Linked DNA regions of Homo sapiens: all the other regions are linked to region 3. A link is a contact called in ENCODE Hi-C or POLR2A ChIA-PET data. All regions are on one chromosome and are shown on one strand. The core of a region is the stretch at or near the end of the contact, and the rest is flanking DNA. Distances in the headings are between cores, read along the strand shown.

The links. Hi-C counts contacts between places; a loop is a spot of excess contacts on that map. ChIA-PET counts read pairs that join two places held with the same protein, here RNA polymerase II (POLR2A). Pooled maps may share reads with other maps.
Region 1: a pooled map shows a loop between it and region 3 (7-fold over the local background). The contact joins two enhancer-like sites. A Hi-C loop is called at or near these places in 1 of 168 maps with a recorded cell type or tissue (CD4-positive, alpha-beta T cell) and 6 of 50 pooled maps. POLR2A ChIA-PET finds 5 or more read pairs at or near these places in 3 of 52 experiments (CD4-positive, alpha-beta T cell, activated CD4-positive, alpha-beta T cell and naive thymus-derived CD4-positive, alpha-beta T cell).
Region 2: a loop to region 3 is called in a pooled map, with 2.2 times the contacts of the local background. The contact joins two enhancer-like sites. A Hi-C loop is called at or near these places in 6 of 50 pooled maps. POLR2A ChIA-PET finds 5 or more read pairs at or near these places in 3 of 52 experiments (CD4-positive, alpha-beta T cell, activated CD4-positive, alpha-beta T cell and activated CD8-positive, alpha-beta T cell).

The regions. Positions count from the first base shown.
Region 1 is chr14:98,924,289-98,927,782 of GRCh38, reverse strand. No RefSeq gene overlaps it. Among named protein-coding and RNA genes, the nearest start is that of LINC02914, 210 kb to the right of the region's middle. Within about 2 kb of position 1,467, at least 2 of the 41 ENCODE cell types and tissues checked have a DNase peak (open chromatin) inside an H3K27ac peak, as active enhancers do; they include CD4-positive, alpha-beta T cell, where a contact is called at or near this core.
Region 2 is chr14:98,983,300-98,987,149 of GRCh38, reverse strand. No RefSeq gene overlaps it. Among named protein-coding and RNA genes, the nearest start is that of LINC02914, 270 kb to the right of the region's middle. RefSeq lists an enhancer at 1,629-2,247. Within about 2 kb of position 2,294, at least 4 of the 41 ENCODE cell types and tissues checked have a DNase peak (open chromatin) inside an H3K27ac peak, as active enhancers do; they include CD4-positive, alpha-beta T cell, where a contact is called at or near this core.
Region 3 is chr14:99,176,440-99,180,166 of GRCh38, reverse strand. All of the region lies in intron 3 of BCL11B (BCL11 transcription factor B), which reads left to right. Among named protein-coding and RNA genes, the nearest start is that of BCL11B, 94 kb to the left of the region's middle. Within about 2 kb of position 1,691, at least 5 of the 41 ENCODE cell types and tissues checked have a DNase peak (open chromatin) inside an H3K27ac peak, as active enhancers do; they include CD4-positive, alpha-beta T cell, where a contact is called at or near this core.

The DNA.
Region 1 (3,494 bases), core at 218-2,717, 250 kb after region 3:
CCAATGCCACCTCAGGCACCCACTATCTGAGGGCAAAGGCTCCTGGCTTTTCTGGCCTCAGTTTCCTGAGCAATAGGGAGAGTTGTAATCACTACCCCCTTGGCCTTTAGGGTGAGTAGAGCTGACACATACAGAGCTCCAGCAAGGTACCCAGGCCCTAGGAAGCACTCAGCAAACACAATCATCACCCTGGGAAGATGGCGAGAAGAGAGTGGGCAATTTGTGCACCGAAAGAATAGGCTGCTTTTTTTTTTTTTTTTTTTTTTTTTTGAGACAGTTTCAGTCTGTCGCCCATGCTGGAGTGCAGTGGTGCGATCTCCACCCACTGCAACCTCTGACTCCTGGGTTCAAGTGATTCTCCTGCCTCAGCCTCCAGAGTAGCTGAGATTACAGGCACCTGCCACCATGCCTGGCTAATTTTTTGCATTTTTAGTAGAGATGAGGTTTCATCATATTGGCCAGGCTGCTCTTGAAGTCCTGACCTCAAGTGATCCAACCACCTCGGCCTCCCAAAGTGCTGGGAATACAGGTGTGAGCCACTGCACCCAGTCAGAATGGACATAATTTCTATCATATTCACTTGAATTTGCCTAGTACAGAGAATGGTGCCTGGGCACAATAGGTGTTCATTTTATATTCACTGGATAAATGAGGGAATAAAACATACTACAATTATTTGCAGAATGTACCTATTTTCTCTTACAACCAGGCCGGGAACTCTGATGGGAAGGACCTAGACGTATTACTTCATCTGTTTCCTCAATGCCCAGTGAATATGAGTTCTCTGGAAATTTTCCTTGAAAAAATGAGTCATCCTGGCCTTTAGAAATAGCCAGATCTGACTTGGACACAGGGCGGGAAACATCACACACTGGGGCCTGTTGGGGGCTGGGGGGCTGGGGGAGGGATAACATTAGGAAAAATACCTAATGTAAATGACGAGTTGATGGGGGCAGCAAACCAACATGGCACATGTATACCTATGTATCAAACCTGCACTGCACATTGTGCACATGTACCCTAGAACTTAAAGTATAAAAAAAAAAAAAAGAAATAGCCAGATCTGTGGGGGCATTTCTCCCTGACATATTGATACCAAGCCCAGCCTTGATTTTCCAGGGGATGCCCCACTCCTTATTGCAAAGTCTCTGTTCTGACCTCTGGTATCCCCTCAGGGACCCTTCAGGCCATGAGTTCAAATGCCTGGGAAGCCCACCTCACAGGAGCCTCAAGTCCCATCCGTCTTGTTCCCAAGTCTGGCAGGATCCTGACAGCCCCATGCATGTGCCTGTCCTCAGACCCCTGCAGAGGGCTGGGTGCAGACCTTGGCAGGAGTAGGCTGGCAGGCAGTCTCTTTCCTTCCCAGGCAGACGTGTGTGTAGCAAGTCTGTTTATCAGGCAACGCCTTGTAGCCAGCGGTGGCGGCTTAACAGTGGCAGAAACGCCCGCATTGCCTCACCAGCTGCTGGGTACTAAGATGCGCCCTTGGCCTCAGCTGGCAGATAAGCACCTGCATTGGAGAGGGAACCCTTGATCATGGGCTGATAAGTGCAGGGAAGAAACAACAACAACAACAAGAAAAAGCTGAGCAACCCGCTGTGGAAGGCTTTTTCATGTACGCATGGGCGTGTTTCTTGTCTTCGCCAACACAGAGGTGATGCAAAAGCTCTGATTCTAATTTAATTTGGTGGTCACGCAATCATGGAATGAGAGCATGTCAGAGCTGGAAGGGACTCTGGGGATTGTCTGGTTGAACTCTTTAATCTTCCAGGTGAGGACAGTGAGGGCCACAGAGCTGTACCGACTTGTTCAGGATCATCCAGCAAAGTTTTGGTGGAGCTGGAACTAAACCCGAGGGTCTCGAGACCCTTGGGCCTGCGATCTTTCCATCATATGGGATTGCTTCACAGGCTGCCACCTGATCGCTTAGGTGTAGACCGCAGGTTGCCCTTTGGTGCCTTAACAGTCCTCTTTAATATCACTAATTGGCCCTGTCTGCCTGCAGAGTCAGATAGATGCCCCCTGTCCCTGCTTCTCCCCCACCACATGCCAGCTATTGGGGTTGACCAGTTAGCTCAAGGCCACAGGGTCTGATGCTACTGTTTCAAACACTGTTATTTCATATTTTGAAAAAGCAAGGTTCAGATAAGAGAGGCAACTTGCCTAGGTGATACAGCTAGAGAAAGTGAAAGACCTGGGTCTAAAATTTTCAGGTTCCTCATTTCAGTTCTTTCCATACATAGTGTATGAAACCCAGGTGTGGGTGAAGGTGGGCAGAAGGGCACCCGGCCTCTGCAACTTTCCCCTGTGACCTGGTTTTGGGGAAGAGTTGCACATGTTTCCTCAAGGACAGAAATGGAGTCTGGCAAGACTTTGTATTGAAAATCTTGTTCTCAGTAGGGGCCTCCTAAGCAATGGGTATAGATAAATGAATGAATCCTTTTTTTTTGTTTGTTTTTTTGAGACGGAGTCTTACTCCATTGCCCAGGCTGGGGTGTGATGATCCGATCTCAGCTCACTGCAACCTCCATCTCCTGGGTTCAAGCAATTCTCCTGTCTCAGCTTCCCCAGTAGCTGGGACCACAGGCGTGTGCCACCATGCCTAGCTAAGTTTTATATTTTTTTTAGTAGAGAGGGGTTTTCACCATGTTGGCCGGGCTGGTCTCGAACTCCTGACTTTAGGTGATCTGGCCACCTTGGCCTCCCAAAGTGCTGGGATTACAGGCGTGAGTCACTGTGCCTGTTTTTTTTTTTTTTTTTTTTTTTTTTAGAAGGAGTCTCACTCAGTTGCCCAGGCTGGAGTACAGTGGCACTATTTCAGCTCACTGCAAACTCCATCTCCTGGGTTCAAGCCATTCTCCTGCCTCAGCCTCCCGAGTAGCTGGGATTATAGGCGCCCACCACCAAACCTGGCTAATCTTGTATTTTTAGTAGAGATGGGGTTTCGCCATGTTGGCCAGGCCGGTCTCGAACTCCTGACCTTAGGCGATCTGCCCGTCTCAGCCATCCTAAGTGCTGGGATTACAGGTGTAAGCCACTGCGCCCAGCTGATAAATGAGTGAATGGTAGGGTTTTGGTGGAATATTCATACTGCAAAAAGTGTTTTCAAACTGTAGGCTACTTATTTTTCTCTGTGAAACTTGCTTTCTAGGTTTGATCTGTGAATGGGGTGAAACAGAGAAATCTAGATTTGAGTTTAAAATTGCTTCTACATCAAAGAAAGTCATGAACAACAGCAACAACAAACTAGTATCACCTCAAGAGTCATCAATATAATTGTTACGCTCAATTTCAGTTACTTGCGTGTCCCGCTGGAACTCTATCAACTGCAATAGAGAGGCACCAGGATCAAGAGGCCAAAGAAGAGACCCAGAGCTAGCAAAAGAGGCATAGGGTTTTATTAGCGGGAACTTACCTCCTGAGTGGTCCCATGGTGGCGGGTGAGGTAGAAGAACTGCAACCTCTTGCGAAAGGCATGCAGTTTATATAGCATT
Region 2 (3,850 bases), core at 1,045-3,544, 190 kb after region 3:
GCCATGAGCTGGGCTGGATTTTTATATTTGATGAAAAAGAGCCTAAACGCTTCTGATTTGGGGTAAAGAAAAAGGAGCATTAACCTTGACTATGCCTTTGGCTCCAGCCACCTTTTTAAGAGTAAATTGCTGGGCAGGAGGGGGAGGGCTAGTCATGGAACGAAACTGTAAGCCGGACCAGGTGTGAGGAGGGTAGGTGATAAAAAGATTATAGGGTGGAGGAGCAGAGGCTGAGGAAGAATTGGGACCTAGCTCGGCCTGGCGAGGAGCAGCCTGGGGAGGAAGGGAGAGGTCAGATGGGTCTGTAGAAAAGGAAGGTTAGAAAGACTCAGCGACACTTGGGGTTGGTACTGAGGGGACAGGCGGGAGGGAAAGAAGGAAGATTTGGGATGAATTGCACTGGGCACAGAGACTAGGAAGGGACTGATGTGTAAAAGAATGCCTGGACATCAGGCACCTCAGACCGTTTGCCTATTTTAGAAGAATTATTTAGATCTTGCAGTATGGAAAAATTCAAAGTGCCATTTTTTGGCTATTTGGAACTACTGTCGAGTTGTATTGGGGTCAAGCGGCATTGCAGAAGAAAATAAGGCATTTAGGTTTTAGGTCAGGTGTGAGTTGAAGAGGTTTTAAGTTTTTGAGAACACAGGCCAAGGGAGTAGAAGGAGGAATGGAGGGTGGAAGGTTCCCATAGTGAAGGAAGCAAGCCTAGAGAAAAGAGAGAGTAGAGAAATGGAGGGAAGGGGTTCGGGGGTTCTTACCTTCCAGAAAAGTGGGAAAAGGGGTTGGGGCACAGAGATAAGAGGTTGGGGCGTGGAAATAAGGGATGGGGCACAGAAATAAGAGGTCAGGGCACGGAAATAAGGGATTGGGGCACAGAGATAAGAGGTTGGGGCGTGGAAATAAGCGATTGGGTGGTTCTTGCCCCCTAGGAAAGCGGGACTTGCCGCTAAGGGTGAAGGAGAAGGGGTTGAGGGGTACTTGCCCCTGCCCCAGGAAAGCGGGACTTGCCGCTAAGGGTGAAGGACCAAGGCAGGCGTCCCTGCGTGGTCTGACACCCTTGAAACGTGAGTGTATAATCAGAGAGGCATCCCTGCAATGATTAAACACCAAGGGAAGGCTGCCTTCCCAGTCCGTGACCGGCGCCGGAGTTTTGGGTTCATGGATAAAATATGTCTCTTTTGTCTCTACCAGAAAATGAAAGGAATTGAAATTAAGAGAAGGGAGAGATTGAAGTGTGGCGCCAAGATTGAAAGGAGAAAGAGGTTGAGGGATAGTGAGGGAGGTTGGAGAAGAGAGTAAAAAGAGGCCACTTACCGGATTTGAAATTGGTGAGATGTTTCTTGGGCTGGTCGGTCTGAGGACCTGAGGTCATAGGTGGATCTTTCTCATGGAGCAAAGAGCAGGAGGACAGGGGATTGATCTCCCAAGGGAGGTCCCCCGATCCGAGTCACGGCACCAAATTTCATGCACGTCCCTGTGAAGAGACCACCAAACAGGCTTTGTGTGAGCAATAAAGCTTTTAATCACCTGGGTGCAGGCGGGCTGAGTCCGAAAAGAGAGTCAGCGAAGGGAGATAAGGGTGGGGCTGTTTTATAGGACTTGGGTAGGTAAAGGAAAATTACAGTCAAAGGGGGTTTGTTCTCTGGCGGGTAGGAGTGGGGGTCGCAAGGTGCTCAGTGGGCAGGAGTGGGGGTTGCAAGGTGCTCAGTGGGGGTGCTTTTTGAGCCAGGATGAGCCAGGAAAAGGACTTTCACAAGGTAATGTCATCAGTTAAGGCAAGGACCGGCCATTTACACTTCTTTTGTGGTGGAATGTCATCAGTTAAGGTGGGGCAGGGCATATTCACTTGTTTTGTGATTCTTTAGTTACTTCAGGCCATCTGGGCGTATACGTGCAGGTCACAGGCGATGCGATGGCTTGGCTTGGGCTCAGAGGCCTGACAGAGGAGACACTGGGAAATCTAGGGGGAAGGACATTTGAGCTGGGCTTCTGCAGGACAGCCAAGAGCTCACCAGATGGTGGAAGACAAGGTACTTGCTACCTATAGTTTCCCATGGCCTCTGCTCCAGGCTAGGCCCTACAAGGGAGGACCTCCCTAAAGTTTCAGTTTGGGGTTCTTATTTTAATTTGTGGTGCCTGTGATGCGGAGTTCTGAGGAGAAGACCTAAAGGAAATTGCTGTTTTGAGCCTGTTGGGCTGTGTCCCCAGTAGGTGCAGATGTTCTGATAAGGTGTGGTGATCGTGACCTCACAGAGCCGCTCTGCCAGGAGATAAGGGCAGATGAGTTGCAGAAAGAGCTTCCTGTCGTGGGCTGATTGGCTGGCGGGGTGGATCTGAAGCTGCGGCTGGGCCAGCCCTGCAGAGGCCGCTGACTGGGTCAGTGAAGTGCTGAGGCTGCACTTCTTGCTCTACCCTCCATGGCTGCATCTCTGGGTCACCTCGTCCATGGAGGACCCCTTTGAGACACGCGGGGGCAAAAGAGAGAACAGTGTTTTAGGGGATCCTTAGAGCTGGTTTCAGTCTTGCCTATGTTATTAGTTAGCTATGCGGTTGTAGCAAAGCCACCTTGCTACTCTGAGCATCCTTCCCCCATCTATAAAATGGAGTTATCAGTCCCAACTTCAAAGGACTATTGGTGGCGTTCAGCAGTCAGTGAACCCGAAGTTCCTACGAGGGCACCGGGTGTAGAATAGATGCTCAATCAAAGGTGGCTACACTTTGTGTCATCGCCCTATTCATCATGATTGTCCCATCACTCATTATCCTGGTCTGATTTTGGCTTCTGCTCTCTGGAGAATCTTTCTTGAGCTCTGTAGCCTTGCACCAAGCTCTGGGATTTCAGCTATAATCAGTCTTATATACAGTGCCCTGCCTGGAGCTTCCAGGCCAGGAGAAGAGACTGGGCTTAACAGTTGATCAACCCCATATGTCACGAGTAGGGTGAGCTCTGTGGAAGTAAAGTCTGTGGGTGGGGAAGTGGCCTATGGGGTCTCACCCAGACCAGCCAGAGATGTTCCACCAGGAGCCTTCAGCCTGGTAAGCAGCAGGGCAGGGGGTGTGACTCCAATCTGGATCTGCCTGACTCTGAAGACGTTGTGCTCTTTGATAGCTATGCAATGAGGTCACCATGCTCTAGGAACCAACATTTGTCCTATTTGGTGTCACCTCAGTCCTTTGGGTTCAGTCCTCAAAATAGGTAAACGTCAGAAGTCATCCCTTTCCTTTTTGGTTTGTCAAAATGCTGCAGGCTTTTTGCTCTTCCTCCCTCCCTCCCTCCTTCTTTCCTTCATTCCTTCTTTTCTTTCTTCTTTCGTTCCCTTTCTCCTTTCCTCCTTCCCTTTCTTCCCTTCCTCCCTCCCTTCCTATTGATGCGGCTTCACAATGTGAAACTGTGTCCCTGTGAGTACACGATCTGTACGTGTTGCTGGGGCACTGTACTTGAGCTCCGATATCATCCCTCCTCTGTGTGCACCATGAAAACCAGTTTGCTACCTGGAGGAGTCCAGACACCTCAAATGTCAAAGGAAGCTTCTCTTTCTGTTTCTGTCTCTTCCCTCTTCTGTGGGAGGGGCCACAGCTTGAGGAAAGGGCCCATTTTGGGGGCCAAGGAATTATTCAAGGGGGCCAGGGAATCAATTTTTACTCATCTACTAAGGAGCAGCTCCAGGACCGGCCCAGGACCCTGCTAGAAAGAACATTCCAATACAGGCTGACAGGCTGTAGAAATTAACGCGCAATACAATGAGGGGTCGTTATTCACATGGGTTGAGAACAATAACAAAAAATGCGGGAATATTAATTGATGTGCCATGTTCATAAAATGAAGAGGGGGGAGGAGAGCTTGAAA
Region 3 (3,727 bases), core at 442-2,941:
TCACCCCTCTCCACAGTGCAGCCTCCAGCTCACCTGTGGGCAGGTGGCCCTCAGTTCCTGGAGGGGGGTGACAGCCAGGAAACATCTGGTCCCGGGAAGGGGAGTGGGCCAGCCCCCAGTCAGAAGCAGCCTGCTCACCAGGGGTCTTTTGCTGCACTTAAAAATGAGCCGTCTGAGACTGCGTGCCATGTGTTTAAAATATTTAGCGAGTTTTCAAATAGAAAAATGTTCTGAGTGGCTCTTCAAAGACTTTCTGACATTGTTCCATTTCTGAAAGTGAGCAAGCCTCATGCTCAGGGCTACTTCCGGGCAAGAGATAACCATGGAGTGATAATAAGGAAATGAATGTTTTATTAAAAAAAGAAGGGAGTGGGGACTGGAAAGAAAGTTGTCTAGGGCGGGCCTCTGAGGGCTGGGTGATTTTTAGGATATCGGAAGGCTTCAGATCCTGCACTGGAGGCCATCGCCTGAAGTGAAATCTTGCCATTGTGCAGAGGGAAGTATTGGAACCAAAGCGGTTCCCGGACACGGGTCCAGTAAGAGCTTTCCAGGCAGGACGGGTGGCCCTGAAATCCAGCCTGATGAATAAACATCGCTCTTCTCACCTGATGGTGAATTATGGACAGGTAATGCCCTCCCTATGTTGCTCCAAGTTAGTTTTAGAAGCTTTTTTTTTTTTTTTTTTTTTTTTTTAAGATGGATTCTCATTCTGTCGCCCAGGCTGGAGTGCAGTGGTTCGATCTCAGCTCACTGCCACTTCCGTCTCCCGGGTTCAAGCGATTCTCCTGCCTCAGCCTCCTGAGTAGCTGGGATTATAGGCATATGCCACCACACCCGGCTAATTTTTGTATTTTTAGCAGAGATGGGGTTTCATCATGTTGGCCAGGCTGGTCTTGAACTCCTGACCTCAAGTGATCCGCCCGCTTCGGCCTCCCAAAGTGCTGGGATTACAGGCGTGAGCCACCGTGCCCAGCCAGAAGCATTTAAAACAAACAAACAAGAAGTGGAAACACTTGAGCTCTTTAGCACTTGTAGCTACCTGACTTCCAGTAACTGCCCTTTTGAGTTGAAAAACCTGTGACTTGGCCATTTCAGCTGTAGAGCCGCCTTCACTGCTGGCCTGCGTAAGCGCTCTGCATTTTCCTCTGATAGCCATGTTCTTTCCTCACCAGCCACAGAACTTTCTAGAAAATCTGTGGCCACCCAGATCAAGAAACAGGAAGTGCTTTGGAGCACTTCCCAGGGAAACAGAGATGATGAAAAAGAGATTGGGGGAAGGGAGGTGGCCTGACTTGAAAACATGAGAAACTAAAGCGACGGAAAGCTGTGAATTGATTAATTAGAGTGGCTGAAGGGTGGTGCAGGGTACAGGAACGATCTTTAATTTGAAGATCTATAACCCTGCAGGAAGGGGCACTTCATTTGTGTTATTAGCTCCTGTGTCAGAAAAGGATGTTTATCTAGCTTCTTTTTTTATTACTTATTTATTCTGCCTTGTTCCCAAAAAGGGTGTGAGGAGTCGTCTAAATATGGCTTCTGGCCAGCTCTCCTATGAGGCTGTCTGAGCTAAGGCGTGCTGTTCCCCAAGTACAATCACTAATAAGTGTAGGACAGAACCAGGGAAGCTGGGCACTTCCTCTGTTCGCTGAGAGTGCACAGAGCAGGAGGGCTGTGGTGTTGGGGTGGCCTTACAGGGAGAATCGCGGCCACCCAGGGCCTTGGGAAGGCGTCCCTGCCCTATCTTAGGTGGGGAGGTTTCCCCTCAGGGGCTCTTTCATGGGAGAACTGAGTTACCTGGATGACTAAGAGAGGGAAATGACCCAGACACCCTGGAGAAAGAAGATAGCCTCAGAGGTGCTCCTTGAGCTGTTTTTAAGAGGGATGAGGCCGAACTTCAGAATTCCTTTTTCATTTCTGTCCTCCCTACCACCGTCTTCTCATCACCAAACACACAGAATAGGAGAGGAGAGGGAAAGAATCCCTATGTAATGCCAAACTTGTAACAGCCTGGCTCGGTTTCTAGTGTTGGTGTCCTGGGCCAACTGGTTCTGAGGTCGCGGGGGGAGTCTCCACCCTGCCCCTCGGACAGCACGAAGCCTTCTGTGACGCTGCAGGCATGCGATGTCTTGGGGAGGTCCCGGCCCCTCAGAAACTGGCAAGTCCAGTTTCAGGCAGAGGCACAGGCCACACTCAAGACCTTGGATGGAATTCAGGGTATTTGGTCCCCGAGTCACTTGATTTTTAAAAGATGGTTTCCAAATGAAAGTTTATGTGCCTATAAACACTGCTAAGAGTGCAGCCTTCCAGAAACATAATTAGTGGGTGGAAAACAAAAATGCTGTCTGCCTAGGATTTCAGAAGGCCTGTAATCGATTGGTGGAGAGAGTGAGACAGGGGACTGTTTTCTCCACTTCCCATGGCAACTTACCGATATTGGGAAGGGTCATTCATTTGCACGTTTGACTTCACCAGAGCTTGTGGCCCCTGTACTTTAGCATCTGTGTTAAAATCTTCCAGGTAGATGAAAGTTTGAGAAAACAAAAGGGATCTTTCAAGATCTCGCATGCCATGTCTTCTGCTGGATCTGAGCTGGGATTCTTGTTCCTCTTGCATCCCCAGCTAGTGAGTGCAATGCTGCAAGACGGGTCCTGTCTGCACCGTCTCTTTTATGCAGAGCATTAGGAGAGGTACATACTGGAAAAGCGGCGAGCTTCACCCCCAGGTGCAGGAGGGCACTTGCAGGATGGGTTCCGGAGGAAATGTTCAGCCTCCATTTTGTGATTGTCTCAGTGATGGACACAGACGATGACGTTTTGGCTCCATACCACGAGTGTTCGCTACAATTTGCTGCCCGTGTCACCAGAGCCAGTTGCTAACACATCAGCATTTGCCACTGTTCATCCTGACTGCCCTGTCAGATGTGAGGATGTTCTTTCATTGCTTAGTATTCTGGCAGAGGACTTTGAAAGACTCATGTAGGCCAGTGTGCCCCCGCCTTCCCTGGGGTCTGGAGGTGGAATTCCAAGCGGTGTTTGGGCGTGTGTGTGAGGACACGGGGTGGGGGCAGCTGTCACAGTAGTAGCCGGTCTTCACAGCATGTTAAATTTTTTCTGTTCCTAGGAATCCATATTCAGGTGTACAGTGCTTTCTGCACAGACGGTGGTGTAGGAAACACGAGAATTTCCTATAGCTAAAAATCCCAAATGTTGCAGAGGTATTGCAGCTATTTCTCTTAAAAAAAAAAAAGTTTGCAGGATAGTACAGTTTGATTTGTGTTTCTGTACAACTCCCTGGAATCAAATATTATCAGAATTGGTTGTTCTCAAAGGGGTCGGTGATCTTGCCCCCCTCCCTGGGAAGATTCGGCAAGGCCTGGAGACATTTTTGGTCCTCGCAACCGGGGGAGGTGGATGCTCCTGGCATCTATCTAGTGGGTGCAGGCAGAGGATGTTGCTAAACATCCTGCAATGCGCAGGACAGCCCCCACCGCCCAAAGAATTAGGATGTAAATGTCAGTAGTGCCTTGACTGAGAAGCCCTGGCCTAGATGGTTTCGGGTGTGGAGCATCCTCGAGGGCTGGGATTTGCCAGGGCTGTTACACAGTCCAGCCTTGACAGAATTCCTACTACTGGACCGTATTCTCACAAACACGATCTCCCGTGGCCTCGGAGGTAATGGAGATCAGAATCCCTTTTCTTTGGGGGAGCAAGGCGGGTCTTACACAATT